Regions from separate parts of the Homo sapiens genome. Here region 1 is linked to region 2. A link is a loop called in an ENCODE intact Hi-C map of the cell type or tissue named here. Cell type or tissue: heart left ventricle. All regions are shown on one strand. Each heading gives the region's core, and the rest is flanking DNA. Links, peaks and the distances in the headings are about the cores only.

Region 1 (7,539 bases), core at 3,182-5,681, 310 kb before region 2:
ATCTTCTGGAGTGTCTGCCTCCCCTCCACCTTAACTCCGAACCCCAGCTTGGAGCCAGGCCCCCCTTCCTCTGCATCCCCGCCCTGTCCTGCCCTCCTGCCCTCTCAGAGTGCATCCAACCCAGGCAGATGAGGGATCAATGCCAATCCAATAACACAGTTGTCTGCCCTCTGCAGCTACATTAAGCCTCCCCCAGCAAGCTGAGGAAACTCTCCTACTTCTACCCATGGGCTTATCTAGCTGACCACATTAAACCAGCGCCCACTTCCTCTCACTCCCTCTGATGGTGCCGGGTAGTCGCTCCAGGCCAAGCCCGGGAGCCCGGCCCAATGTCCCCAGCTGCCACACATCCATTCCACACCTCAGAAAGCTCCTCTGGGGAGCAGCAATGCAAAAGGGCTTCCCCAGTCTTTTGGAAGAGCAAGCACAGAGAAGGCTGGGGAGGTGCCCATGGACACACAGCAGACCCATCTGAGTCTTCTCTAACCACCCCTTTCCCTGGTAACTTGGCCTTGGTCCAGGTCCAAGGTCCAGGTTAAAGACATGTCAGAGGCCCAGGTTCAAAGTCTAGGTCAAGGTCCAACATTCAGTCCAACATCCAAGTACAGATCTGAGGTCCAAGTCCAATGCCTACGTCAAACTTCAGGTATAGGACCAGGTCCAAGGACTAGGTCCAAGGTCAGTGTCTGAGGTTATAGGTCCAGGTCTGCTATCCAGGACAAATCCATGTCCAATTTCAAATTTCAATACCTATGAACAGGTCCAGGGCAAAGTGCTGGGTCCAGAATCAAGATTCAGGCCCAGTTTCCAGTCCAAGGTCATTGTCCAGATCCGCTCTCAAGGCTGGGCTGAGTTCAAGTCTTAGACTCACCATTAGCCTTCTGTGTGGCCTTGGCCTAGTCTCCCCTCTCCTCCCAGCCTCTGTTTTCCTTTCATAATATCAAACGGTTGAATATGATCTCTTTCAGCTTTGACCTTCTAGGGACCCAGAAATCTAATATTCCTGTGAATTAACAGGGCTCAGTGGAAGTGTGGAATGATGAGGCCCATGTGAGATATGGAATCTGGGAACCCCTGATTTCCTCTAAAGCCTGGGGTTACGAGAGGGACGTGAGGGTCCTGAGCTGAGCTTCCACACTTTAGATAGTCTCAGTCTTTGATTGCTGAAGGAGGGCCAGAGAGTACACCAAGTCCCTTATGTCAGTACAGCAATCTACACATCCCAAAGGCACTCTCTGGCCACACAAATCCACAGTGGGCAAAGGGCAGCGGGGGGCAGGGGAGGATTCACTCCAACCTACAGAGGCAAAACTGAGGTCACAGAGAGGCCGTGACTTGCCCAAAGTCACAAGAGCATAAACGGTGCACCCTGTCACACCTCCCTAGTGGGTGCTACATCCACAGGTTTTAGGGGCCCCCACAGCCTGGAGGCCCTCTGCCGGGAGAGATGGGGTCCCTCGGGCCTCTTGGTCTCTTTCCCAGCTGTGGACTCCCCTGAAGTGAAGCGTCTACTGCCAGGCCAGCCTTTGGATAGGGAGGGGTTTGGAATGGGCCCTCTGAGTGCACCCTTCTAGAGAGAGAGGCGGCAGAGCAGAAAGTAGGAGGCCGGGGGAAGAGGTGGAGCACTGCACAACACACCCAGTCTCCGGAACGAGGCCCAGAAAGGGCCCACTGGAGATCCCCCCCGAGGGAGCAGGAGGCAACTCTACGAACCCAGGCTGGGCAAATGAAGACCCTGAGCCACTCACTCTCATCTCCATACCCCCCTGAAAAATCTTTCCTATTGATTCCTGCAGAGCTCTGGACCTCCCTGTAGGCCACAGGAATTGGGTCACAGTCAGGAAAGACCAGAATGTGGGGAATTCCAAGAGATGGGGGTGGTGGGGAAAAGCCTTGAAATTCTCTCAAAGTTCCTTGGGCCTGGGTCAGTGGGCATCAGCCCCAAGCCATGCAGCGTTGGTCATGTTGGGCCAGACCTCACTCTGTCCCCTGCTCATTTGGGCACAGGGACCTCCTCCCCGTGGGCAGATGTACCAGCTGCCAGGCCTTTGGAGGAGGTGGGTGTCATTTCTGGTCCAGTGCCCAGGGAACCGCTAACAAAGATGCTATAATAAGGGGAGGGGGAGGTACCCAGCCCCTTTGCCCAGCTCTGTGAGCAGACAGGAGAAACTATTTTTATCCCGCTTTGCTGCTGACAGACCTGGCTTTCTGCTCAGCTGGCTGGAGCTGATTCTCGAGGCCCGAGGCCCTGGCACAGCAAGAAGCAGCTCTAAATATACCCATACAGCAGCTCCTCCAGCCCCTACCACCCAGCAGGGCCCAGCCCTCCTCAGGAAAGTGGGCCGCCGGGGAAGCTGGCCCCCCACCAGGCCCCTGTCTTTTTCTGCCCATTTTAGGACAGAGAGGTGAGGCTGAGGCTAGGAATTCCCTGGAGAAAGTTTGGCACCTTGGGAGTCTGGGAGAGACTGGGGAAAGGAGTCCTGGACTGAAAAAAAGGAAAGAAAAGGAGGCCAACCCAGCTCTGATGAGAACTTGTTTTGTGACCTGAGGTGGGTCAAGGCCTTTGTCTGGGCTTCAGCTTCTGCAGAACAAGGGCATGGAGGGAAGTGACCTTAGACATGAGCTAATGTGCACAAAGCATTTAGCAGGATGCCTTGCACCAAGTAAGTGCTCAGTAAGTGATAGGCATTACTGTTATTAAGTATGATTTACAAATACTTACAAGAGGCTGAAGCATTTTCCACAACAGCTTCTCCATGCCCCCACCACCCCGTGCCCCCACCCACCCCACCACAGGCTAACTAGGGAGTGTTTGAGGAAACGCACCACCCCTTCCCCTACCAATTGAAGATCTCTTCCCCAGCAAGTCTCCATGCCCTCTCTGGTGTTTTGGAAAAAACACAGGCCTTGGAGGGTTTCAAACCTGCCGCCTCCCTCTCAGTGACCTTGGGCAAATCCTCTCCCCTCTCTGGGCCTCTGGGCACAGGGCAATGTCTGGCTCACAGGGAGGCTGGTGCTAGTTGGAAGCACCAGCAGTAGCAGTAGCAGTATTTGTTACACATCCCCCTCCATCCCCGCAGGGGGTCAGGCAGCTAAATGAGACAGTGTCTGCAGAGGGCCCAGCACCTTAGTTCTCATAAATTTCCCTTTCACCACTCCTTTGAGTACCGATTTTTAAAAAGACAGATTCTGGACCTTCAGTCTAAAATATCAAGACTCTTGGGCAGGGAAAACCAAAGTCATTTCCAGGTGACATGTGCACATCTCCAAAGTATTTCTGGGCCCTCCCCATATCCCTACATGACAGGGGTGCCTCTGGTCCACATTCCTCAAATGGAGGATTTGAGCCCAGATAAGTTATGCGACTTACCCAAGGTCACATGGCTACGGCCTGAATTCAAGGGCTAGGATGAGAGATCTCACCTGAGATTCTCTTTTCTCTGAATCCCAGCTCATCCCTATCTCTGTGGGAACCCAAACAAGAGTCCTGTCTCACCCTGTCAGTTGCAGGATAGGTATCTCAGCCTTCTATAGTCACTCTTAGGGCAGAGGAAGGTACCTGTCTGGGTTCCATGCATTAGGTTAAAGTATGGCTTTTAGTGTCCTAAAGGAGTCTCCAGGGTTGAGGCTCAGAGAGGTGAGGTGGTTTGCTCAAGGTCACACAGCAGCCTAAGACACCCATGTGTATCTCCTACTCTCTGGCAGATTAGAAGGATATATCACCAGGAAACACAGGAATACTACCAGTAACAATAATAACAGCTCAAGAGGGCAGCTATTATGTGTCAGGCATTGTCCTAAGCACTTTACATGCATTCATTTATTCAGCCTTATTATGAACTCCCTTATACAGGTGTGGCAGAAAGATGTTAAGTAACTTGCCCAAGGTTGCCTAGGGAGATGTCTGTGAATCTGAGGAAAACGGGGTGGAATTGGAGGAGCTGGGAGTGGAGGGGACAAAGAGCATCATGGAGGGACTGATTCAGCCATGATGCAGAAAGGGTCTTTAGACCATTCCAGTCCATCTTTGTCATGTATAGATTCCGCCCAGAAAGGTTAAGCAACCTGGCCACAGTCACAAAGCAAGTTAGAACCACCTCCTCCTAACATGACCACACAAACTCTCACAGGATGCTCTCAACCCATGCCAAAATCCACTGACTGGGTGTCTGGTCTGGGCTCACAATTCCTATCCTGAAGACACTTCTGCAGCCCTCCCTAGGCAAATGAGCAGCCTTTGTTGAAGGCACCCCTATTTCTTCATAAAGAGCCCCTTGCAACAGGAGGAAAGTCAACAGCGCTGAGGGCCACCAGCAGAGGGCGCCATGGGCAGAGCACCTCATGGAGAACGCTCTGGTTCACTGATGGAGCTCCTACTATGCACCAGATATTTTCCCATCAGAACGTGAAATAGAAATTACACATCCCGGGTGAGGAAACAGAGGCCCAGAGAGGAGCAGCACGATGTGTTGGGGCAGATGCCAAGAAAGCTGCAGCACAGAAACCCATCTGGGGAGATTGTTATTATTGTTCATAATAACAGCCAACATGCGTGGTGGATTTAAAATGTGCCAGCCACTGAGCTGGAATCCTGGCTCTAACTTATCAGCTGCACAATCTTAGGCTTGTTACTTAGCTTCCTTGTGCCTTGGTTTCCTCTTCTATAAAAGGGTACCTACCACCTTGTGTGTCATGGGGGTAGAATGCTTTCATGTGTGGAAAGCCCTTGTAAGAGTGCCTGACACAGGAGTGCTCTGAGAGTGCTGGTTATCATTTGTTTATATACTGTTTACTGGCAGACCCCTTACTGAAACGGTAGAGTCACACAGAGGCCAAATCGTTTGGCCAAGGTCACACTGCTGGGAATGGTAGAGCCAAAACAATCCAGGCCGTCTGGCACCAAAGTTTTACTCTTATCCAATATGTCATCCTTTAATAATAGAACTCAAAGCACTGGTTACGTGATCAGTCACCCCTCCAGATAAATCCCATTTTAAAAAAAAAGGACCTGAAGCACAACCCACCCAAAGGCACTCAGCTGGAATCTGTGTTGGAGAACCAAACCACCCTTCCCCTTCCATGGCCCCAGACACATGAGATGCAGACCTGCCCTGAGACCAGGTGAACAGGACTGTCTATACCAGGTCCTGCTAGGCTGGGGAGTGAGGCTGGCCTCGCAAATCATCATCACTCATTCCACAAATACTTATTAAGTGCCCACTAGCTAGGGCCCTGGGAATGGGAGGTGAACAGCTCAGCCACAGCCCCCTCCTGGAGGACCTCCCAGTATGTGGGAAACCAAGGGGGCAGTGGATTCCAATCCTTGCTCCACCCCTGGAGCAAGTGCCATCACCACACTGTCCCTCAGTTTCCTTATCTGTGATGAGAGTAGTTTTGTGATGATTCAGTGAGATGATGGGAGCGAAGCACTTAGCACAGAGCCTGGTGCACACAGTAAGTGCTCAGTGAATATTAGCTATTATTATCATCACCAGGAATTACAACGTGAGGAAATACAGAAGGAGAAGGAGGGGGGTCTGGGAGTGCCTGACGGGTATTTAACTCAGTCTGAAACAACACTCCTGAATGTTCTGGGACCTGAGTACCAGGCCTGGTTCCCGGAGTGGGAAGCAGGGGGACCTCCAGACCACAGGCAGATGGGACGGGAGACATAGGGTGCGGAGAGGCTGGGCATCTCCTCTCCCCAGATTAAAAAATTGCCACTATCACTATCCCCCTTTACATCCAACCACAGAGCCCCCCGCTTCCGAGTCATCCACTTCCATAATCCACAATGACTTCTGTGTGCAGAGGGCCCTGTGCTGGCTGCTGAAGGGACAGAGGTAAAAATAAGGGCACACCCTTGCCTTCAGGGGCACACAGACTTCACCCTGTGTCCATCCCAAACTCCAGATGAGAGGCAAAGGCCTGGAGGCTGAATCAGCCAGGCTGTGTGGGAAACGAAAGCTGACCAGAGTACCCAGCTAAAAGTCTGAACATCTTGAACCCTGTTTCCCCTTACAAAACCCTCCTCCACCTGCTCACTTCAGTGAAGGAGGCTAGGGGAGGAGGGAAGGAGGAGTGGTTACAGGTCTCAGGGGTCACCAGGAGAAGGTCAAATCCCACTCCCCAGGTGGGAAACCTCCCAAACGGACCTAACCTTCATTGTTCTGTGGAATCACAGAACAATGGAATCACTTGCCCATCAAGTGCCAGGATGAAAAGTTTGTCTGCCAGAAACTCTCCAGGGAGCCCAGCCCCCAGGGTCTCAGGGAAGGTGCTAGGACCAGCCTAGGCCATGGGAGGCAGAGGCAAATCAGAATGGCCCCTGCCCATGAGAATCCCCTACGGAATCCCCAGGGAGACCCCAGCCTGCCCACCCACCAATCACTCAAACCCTTGGCAGACAGGATTCCTGGTCCAACTCCAGCTAAGTGGGAGGAGGAGGGGGAGGGGAATTCTCACTGCGGACTTCCGACGACTTCTAGAGCAGGCTTGGGAGCAGGTGCGAGGAAGTCCCCTTTCTGTAGCACCTATTACATGCCACACACTTGACCCCTGTTAAATGCTTCAGCAACCCTGGCAGGTGGGTCTAACTGGATTGTGATTCCTTCATGCAACATCTATTCATCGCACACCTACTTTGAGCCAGGCATGTGCTGGGCACACAGATCCAACCATGGGGAGCTCACAGTGTGGTGGGGGAGGAAACTATCTCCAAGCAAGTAAAAAGCATAATTATAATAGCTAACATTTATATAGCAATTACTGTATGCTCCCCCACCTTTGTTCATTTCCTTACACATCAAATGGGGATTACAATAGTGCCGACTTCCTTGGGTCTGTGACGATTAGAGTTAACATGCGTAAAGCACCGAGGCAGAGTCTGGCAAACAGTAAGAGCTTAACACACGCTTATTATCGTCACTTTACTCAGTCCTTCCAACGACCCTGGAAGGAGGTGTCCAATCACAAGCTCCATTTTGCAGATGAGAAAACTGAGATCCAGAGAAGTTACAGGGCTGCAACGGCAGCATGTTGTTGGAATAGAGACAGCATGGGCTTCAGGGTCACACTGGCAAGGGCTCCATCACTTCCTGACTGTAAGGTTAGACTGCTGCATCTCTCTGCGCCTCAGTTTCTCTACCTGTAGCGTGGGTATTATAAGACCATCACTCCGCGGTTGTGAGCACTGGATAGTGAAGGTACGCTCTGTACAACCGTGCTGGCCCCATGCTCCGTGGGTTGGGGTGGCGGCTATTTGCACTGCCGTCGATGGAGGAAGGAATTGAACCCAGGCTGCCTGACAGGAAGAGCTGAGGTGCAGGTCGGAGACCACCACTGTCGGAGCTGCCACAGGGGCGCCAAGCTGGAAGGCGCAAAGGGTGACGCGCTCAAAGCGGGAAACCCTCTTCGGCGCCTCCTCTCACCGCCCCTCCACTTCTCGCCCCCTCCAGGGTACGCCCCGCACCGCCTGCCCCCGAGCAGCTACGATGCGGACCAGAAGCCGGGCCTGGAGCTGGCCCCGGCCGAGCCCGC
Region 2 (7,539 bases), core at 3,172-5,671:
CTGTAGTAGCAGCTACTGGGGAGCATGAGGTGGGAGGATCCCATTGAGCCTAGGAGTTCCAGACCAGCCTGGACAATGTAGTAAGATCCCGTTTCTAAAAAAAAAACCTTGTTTCTCCTTAAAGTTTCACCCACTCATTTTATTGTTCATTGGTAGATGTTGCCTGCAGCAATTATTATTCCGGTGTTCTAATGATGATTTTTCAATTTCTCTCAATCCTTCTACATTTACTAATTGGAATTCTTCTGTAAGAAGACTTGTCCTGGCTGGGCACGGTGGCTCACACCTCTAATCCCAGCACTTTGGGAGGCCGAGGCCAGGAGTTGGGAGTTCAAGACCAGCCTGACCAACATGGAGAAACCCCGTCTCTACCTAAAATACAAAATTAGCCAGGTGTGGTGGCGCATGACTATAATCCCAGCCACTCGGGAGGCTGAAGCAGAATTGCTTGAACCCAGGAGGCGGAGGTTGCCGTGAGCCGAGATCACACCATTGCACTCCAGCCTGGGCAACAAGAGTGAAATTCCATCTCAAAAAAAAAAAAAAAAAGAAAAGAAAAGAAAAGAAAAGAAAAAAGACTTGTCCTTCCCCCCAATTTTTTTTTTAAGAGAGACAGGGTTTTGCTTTGTTACTCAGTATTCAGGCTAAAGTGCAGTGGTGTGATCCTCCTGCCTCAGCCTCCCAAATATTAATAGCTGAGACTACAGGCGTGTGCCACCATGCCCAGCTAATTTTTAATTTTTTGTAGAGATGGGGCCTTGCTATGTTGCCCTATGTTGCCCAGGTTGGTCTTGAACTCCTGGCCTCAAGTGATCCTCCTGCGTTGGCCTCCCAAAGTACTGGGATGACAGGCGTGAGCCACTGCACTCAGCCTTACCGTATTTTATTAATAGTCCCCTACCATGAGCATTTAGGTTGTTTCCAAATGCTTTAATTACAAATAATACTATAGTGTTCCAACATGTAGAGTTGAATCTATAGATCCACCTGCATAAGAGGGAGAAATCAAAGGGCATGTGTATTTTCTATTTTGATATTGTCAAACTGCCTGCACCATTTATACTCTGTGTTAGCTTCCTTTTATTTTTTTGAGATGGAGTTTCGCTCTGTCGCCCAAGCTGGAATGCAATGGCGCGATCTTGGCTCACTGCAACCTCCACCTCCCGAGTTCAAGTGATTGTCATGCCTCAGCCTCTCAAGTAGCTGGGATTACAGACACGTGCCACCATGCCTGGGTAATTTTTGTATTTTCAGTAGAGATAGGGTTTCACCATGTTGCCCAGGCTGGTCTCCAACTCCTGACCTCAGGTGATCTGCCCACGTTGGCCTCCCAAAGTGCTGGGATTACAGGTGTGAGCCACTCCACCTGGCCGGCATGGTTGCATTTTTTTGTTTTTTGTTTTTCCTGTTTTTGAGATGGGGTTTCGCTCTTGTTGCCCAGGCTGGAGTGCAATGGTGCGATCTCAGCTCACCACAATCTCCGCCTCCCAGGTTCAAGTGATTCTCCTGCCTCAGCCTCCCGAGTAGCTGGGATTACAGGCATGTGCCACCATGCCTGGGTGATTTTGTATTTTTAGTAGAGACGGGGTTTCTCCATGTTGGTCAGGCTGGTCTCGAACTCCCAACCTTAGGAGATCCACCTGCTTCGGCCTCCCAAAGTGCTGGGATTACTGGCTTGAGCCACTGCGCCTGGCCTGGTTGCAATTCTAATAGGCTGCTCAGGGAAGGCCTTGCTGAGAAGGTGATGTTTGAGCAACGACTTGAAGGAACTGCCCATGTCGTCAACTGGGGAGGAGTACCCCAGCAGAGGGAACAGTGAGGCAAAGGCCCTGAGTCAGGATCCTGGCTGGAGAGGACACAGGAACCTGGAGAGTGGTGGGAGTTGGGGTTACAGAGGAAAGTGCGGGGGGAGTGGAAATCAGCAAATTGTGTAGGGCCTTGGAGGCCACAGGGAGGGTTTTGGCTACTCTGAGTTAGGTGGGAGCCATGGGAAGGTTTGGAGCGGAGGAGGAACATGACCTAGTTTATGTTCTAACAAGATCTGTCTGGCTACTGTGTAGTAATTAGACTTGGGGAGTCAAGGCGTGGAGTAGGGTGGGGTTCAAAACTCAGAAGCCAGGAGACCGGGGGAAGCTGGTGCAATGATCCAGATCGAGGCGCTGGTCGCTGGTGGTTCAGACCATGGAATCAGCCACGGGGATGTCGAGGTGTAGTTGGGTACAGGATATATTTCCAAGGTTGAGTTGACAGGACTTGCTGATGGATTGGATACAGGGTGTGAGGAAAGAGAGGAGGTTTTGGCTGGAGCAGCCAGAAGAATGGGGACGCTACTCTCTAAGACGTGGGCAGCATAGTAGAGGCAGGTTTGGTCAGGGAGGGGTGGTAACAAGGAGAACAGTTTGAGATAGTTGAGTTTAAATTCAACATCCAGGTGAATGCAGATGGGAACGCAAGCCTGGAGTTTAGGAAAAACTAGGTTTGAGAATAATAGCCGCCACCTCAGAGGTTGTCGTCCTGGTTAAATGAATTCCCGAATTCTGTAAGGCACTAAGAACAAGGCCCAGCCCCTGGTGAGTGCCAAAAGGGGTTAATTACTCTTCCAGGCCTGGAAAAGATCTTACCTTTGGCTTCAGCCCCCTCTCCCACACCCTGGCCCTCACATTCCTTTCAGAACTAGAGGAAGTGTGTTCTCAAGGTGGCTGAGAAATCTCCTTCCCACCCAAAGACAGGAGCTCCACACTCAGGCAATAGGCCAATCAGGCTAAGCACTTTTTTTTTTTTTTTTTGAGACAGAGGCTTGCTCTGTTGCCCAGGCTGGAGTGCAATGGTGTGAACTTGGTTCACTGCAACCTCCACCACCCGGGTTCAAGCAATTCTCCTGCCTCAGTCTCCCGAGTAGCTGGGATTACAGGCATGCACCACCATGCTCAGCTAATTTTTGTATTTTTAGTAGTTATGGGGTTTTACCATGTTGGCCAGGCTGGTCTTGAACTCCTGACCTCAGGTGATCCACCCACCTCGGCCTCCCAAAGTCCTGGGATTACAGGCGTGAGCCACCTCGCCTGGCCCAGCCACCCCTCCAGGCCCTAGGCTGAGCATTTAAATCCACTGCAGGACTTGGGTGGAGCTGGAGGCCATTATCCTAAGTGAAGTAACTCAGGAACGGAAATCCAGATACGGTAGGTTCTCACTTATATAAGCGGAAGCTAAGCTATGAGGATGCATAGGCATACAGAGTGATATAACGAACTTTGGGGACTGAGTCCAGGGAGGTTGGGAGGGGATGAGGGATAAAAAACTGCGTATTGGGTACAGTATACACTGCTCAGGTGATAGGTGTACTAAAATCTCAGAATCACTATAGAACTAATTCATGTAACCAAAACCCACTTTGACCCCAAAGGCTACTGAAATAAAAAGAATTAAAAATAGGCCGGGCGCGGTGGCTCACGCCTGTAATCCCAGCACTTTGGGAGGCCGAGGCGGGCGGATCACGAGGTCAGGAGATTTGAGACCATGCTGGCTAACATGGTGAAACTCTGTCTCTACTAAAAATACAAAAAATTAGCTGGGTGTGTTGGCAGGCACCTGTAGTCCCAGCTACTCATAGTCCCAGCTACTTGGGAGGCTGAGGCAGGAGACTGGCATGAACCCGGGAGGCGGAGCTTGCAGTGAGCTGAGCTCGTGCCACTGCACTCCAGCCTGGGTGACAGAGCCAGACTCCGTCTCGAAAAAAATAAAAAAGAATTAAAAATAAAAATAAAAAATAAATCACTCACCTCTCTGATCATCAGTTACCGCATCTGTAAAATGAAGACAATAAGTCTGGGTAAGGTGGCTCACCCGGTAATCCCAGCACTTTGGGAGGCCGAGGCAGGCGGATCATTTGAGGTCAGGAGTTCAAGACCAGCCTGGCCAACATGGTAAAACCCCGTCTCCACTATAAATACAAAAATTAGCCAGGCGTGGTGGCGTGCACCTGTAATATCAGCTACTTGGGAGGCTGAGGCAGGAGAATTGGTTGAACCCAGGAGGCAGAGGTTGCAGTGAGCCAAGATCGCCCCACTGCATTCCAGCCTGGGCGACAGAGCGAGACAACATCTTAAAAAAAAAAAAAAGAAGACAATAATTCCTTTCTCAACAGGTTATCCTGAGGAGCGAATGAGAAATAATGGGTCGTGCCCAGCACACAGTAGGTGCTCCTGAGTCTGTGTCTTTCTCCTCCCCACGCCCCAGTGGCCAGGGAGAAAGGAAACAAAGTCAGTATCCATCCCAGCTGTTTATTGAAAGGGAAGGTGGGATGGAAGGGGTGCAGGATGAGGAGGGGGCGTGAGGCACAAGGACAGTAGGGTGTGCCCTGGTGGGGGCCGCCTGAGGATCCCCTAGGAGGCCCTTCAGGCTGGTGGAGACTGAAGGTAAGGGTTAGGGAGGGGAGGGGCGAGAGCCTTGAGCGCTGCTCTCCAGCTGCATCAGAGCTCCCTCTAGTGGTACAGAAGAGAGATGACGCCTCCGGCTGGGGAGGGAGGGGCTGGCGCCTCTGAGAGAGCCCATTTATTATCAGGGTCACGGCCAAGACCGTGGGCTTGGTTTCTAGGTAGGTGGACTTTGAGGGGCAAAGACAACCCACTTTTCCTGCCCCCTACCCCCGGCTCTTAGAGACCATTTAAATCCATATCCAAAGTATATCCAGAGCCACCTGGGACCATCAGGCCTCTGGCTAGTCTTTCTGGGCCAAACCTGTCCTCCACCCTGAGGACCCTCAGGGAACCAGGAAGGTGAGGGGCTGGCTCCGCCCCACCTGTAGCACAAGAGCTGGCCCAGGAGGAGGCTGAAGATGTGTTTCTAGTTCCTGCATGCTGCTTTGTTGTGTGACCTCGGACATGTCACCTCCAGCCTTCTTCACCCACCTCACCTATCAACTAGGGCTAGTAATTGCCTGTGGTGGGTGGGCTGGGGGGCTCTGATGCCAAAATGCAGGTAGAAGACACACTGTGAGAGGCAAACGTCTTCACTCATCCTGCAGGGAAAGGCCAAGTGAGCATCTGGGACCCATTCGAGCTGAATGACCCCCACCCCTTCATCTGTGTCTATGGAGGGCAGTGCGTGTCCTCATCCTGGCGAGAAGAGGAATCTGATCCAAAGCCCTCATGGCAGAGAGGCAGGAGCTGATGGCTTGAAAGGGCAAGGGTTTGCCCAAGGTCATGCAGAGGAAGGAGTGGGGACGGGTTGAAGGAGATGTTTTCTGCCCCTGAGGGCCTTGGGAAGAGGGTGTGGGTAGGAAGTTTTGGGAGGACTTGAGGAATGCTGGTATCTTGGAAGAGTTGGGGCCCCACTCCTGGGGAGGGAGCACTGGGATTTGAGCTCCAGATTTGACCTGGAGTTGGGCTCTAAAGGGACCCTGCTAAAAGGGAGAAGTTGGGGAAACACTGAGAGGGGGTTATGGTGAGAAGGGGGGAAGGATCCAGGACCCACATCTTAGGCCATGTGGGCAGCTCAGGAGTCCCTCTTGGGCTGGATAGTCTGCACAGAAGATTGCCCAAAGGGGCTGGCGGGTGGCGAGAACCATGACTGGCCACTGGCATTGCGGAAAATGGGTGACAACTGCTGCTCTGGCTCATCCCCGAAGACCTCCACGTGGCTGTCGGCTTCGGGGTCCAAGGGCTCTGCCTTGGTGTCCTGGCTCAGCCAGCCTATCATGGCCCAGAAGAGGCAGATGGCGAGCAGAACTCCAGCTGCCACACAGAGCGCTGTGCCTGCCAGGCGACAGGTGCCCAGGGCCTGGTTGTAGTCGGCTGCCCGCTGATCCAACACCAGGAACTCACCCTCACCGATGCCCTCCAGCTTGGGGGGCACTGCATAGCCAGTGGTCAGAGCCGCCACACCCAGCAGCAGAAGCAGGGTCCCCGAGGACAGGCTGATCTAGGGAGAAGCAGACAGACCAGGAAGCAGTCAGGGTCAGCCAGGGGCCCCTGGCCAAGGGATCACCTTGGATCCTCACCAGACTTAAGGGTAACCCCTTGATCCATCCTCAGGAGATGGGAATCACAGAACACACTTGCTGGGGTCTAACTGACAGGAGGCATAAACTGTCATGTTTTATTTGGAATCCTGAGGCCTCTTAATTTCCTTCCCAGCTCCCACCTAGCAGTGGGTTTCTCCGGCCAACCCTGTGTTTCCCTCCATCCCAACTCATCTCTTTATCCTTTCTACCTTCCTGTCTCTGTTGGGTTAACTCCTATGCACCATCAGATCTCATCTCAAACCTCACCTCCTCAGGGAGAAGACCCCTGGACTGAGTCAGGTCTCTTGCTTTACTCTGGGCAAACTGTGCCCATTCATTCTTCAATACACTTACCATTGTGCACACTTGGACATGTATTTTGGTTGCTATGTAAGTGACGTCTGCCTCTCCCGCAGTACTGAGAGCTCCATGAGAGCAGACTGTGCCTGTTTTGGCTCACTAGGAGTCTTCTGTGCCTAGCACGTGCCGGCACAGAGCAAAGGCTGAATAAATGTTTGCTGAATGATTAAATAAACCACAGCTAAAAGAGTTCCTCGAAGACAGGGACCTCATGTCTTAAATTCTGTGTTCCCAAGAGCCTAGCACAGTGCCTCGCAATAAGAAGATGCTTAAAAATTTTAAATACACACTAACCTTTCCTTGGAAGTCTTCCTTGATCATTTCCTCTCCTGGTGTTCCCTACAGACCTGACCTGAAGTTATGTAAGTTGGCCTCTCTGCAGAGGTTGGCACCTTACCTCCTCACTAGAGTGAAGTCCTTTGAAAGCAAAAGAAGGGACCCTCTGCCTCAGTCTCCCGAGAATATTTAGCAAAGAGCTATGCCCATAGCAGGCACTCAGCTCATTGCCACCTCTACACCTTGACCCATTGGTGCACCCTGGCCGACTAGTCTCCTTGGCTGTTAAAGACATCAATTCTTCACATTTTTTCTCTGCCCTGGCAAGGTACTCCAGTCTACCATTGAGAAACCACAGTAAGATTTAAGTGAGATGAACCTCACTTCCTGCCAGTCAGCATAGTCCATCTCTTAACCATAGTAATTAGTTCAAGGCTGGCAAGTGACCCAATGAGAGCCAACACAATGCTTGTCAGGACTTCTGGGAATTAAAAGCATTGTTTCTTATAAATGATTTTTAAATTTCTGAATCTTTTACCTCTCCATATAAACTACAAGTGTGCAAAGTGGTAAGTGTATTGAAGAATGAATGGGCACAGAGTTTGCCCAGAGTAAAGCAAGGGACCCGACTCAGTCCAGGGATCTCCTCCCTGAGGAGGTGACATTTTGACGTCCACAAAATAACGTGCTGGGGTTTTGATTGGCATTGCATTGAATCAAAGATCAGGTTGGGAAGAACTAACATCTTGACTATTCCAATCCACGAATATGAACTATTTCTCCATTTATTTAGTTATTTGATATCTTTTGAGTTTTGTAGTTCTTCTCATATTACAGATATTTTGTTAGATTTACACCTAAGTATTTCTCTCTTCTTTGGTGCTAAGGTAAATGGTAACATG

The links. Peaks named below come from ENCODE experiments on the same cell type or tissue, not always from the same donor. Only the 100,000 strongest peaks of a DNase experiment are listed, where the experiment ranks them.
Region 1: a loop joins it to region 2, with 4 times the contacts of the local background. A loop is called at or near these places in 27 of 110 quality-filtered maps.

What each region holds. Positions count from the first base shown.
Region 1 is chr20:664,380-671,918 of GRCh38, reverse strand. It overlaps SCRT2 (scratch family transcriptional repressor 2), which reads left to right. Exons shown (of 2, transcript NM_033129.4): 2 at 7,458-7,539. Among named protein-coding and RNA genes, the nearest start is that of SCRT2, 7.7 kb to the left of the region's middle. In heart left ventricle, for the core only: a CTCF peak has its summit at 4,315 (motif pointing right); a DNase peak (open chromatin) is centred at 4,317; H3K27ac peaks cover 677 bases; H3K27me3 peaks cover 1,390 bases.
Region 2 is chr20:351,590-359,128 of GRCh38, reverse strand. NRSN2 (neurensin 2) reads right to left here. Exons shown (of 5, transcript NM_001323682.2): 5 at 4,267-5,919. The coding sequence ends at 5,494. Among named protein-coding and RNA genes, the nearest start is that of NRSN2, 8.2 kb to the right of the region's middle. RefSeq lists a silencer at 2,590-2,884. In heart left ventricle, for the core only: CTCF peaks have their summits at 4,273 and 4,480 (motif pointing left); a DNase peak (open chromatin) is centred at 4,478.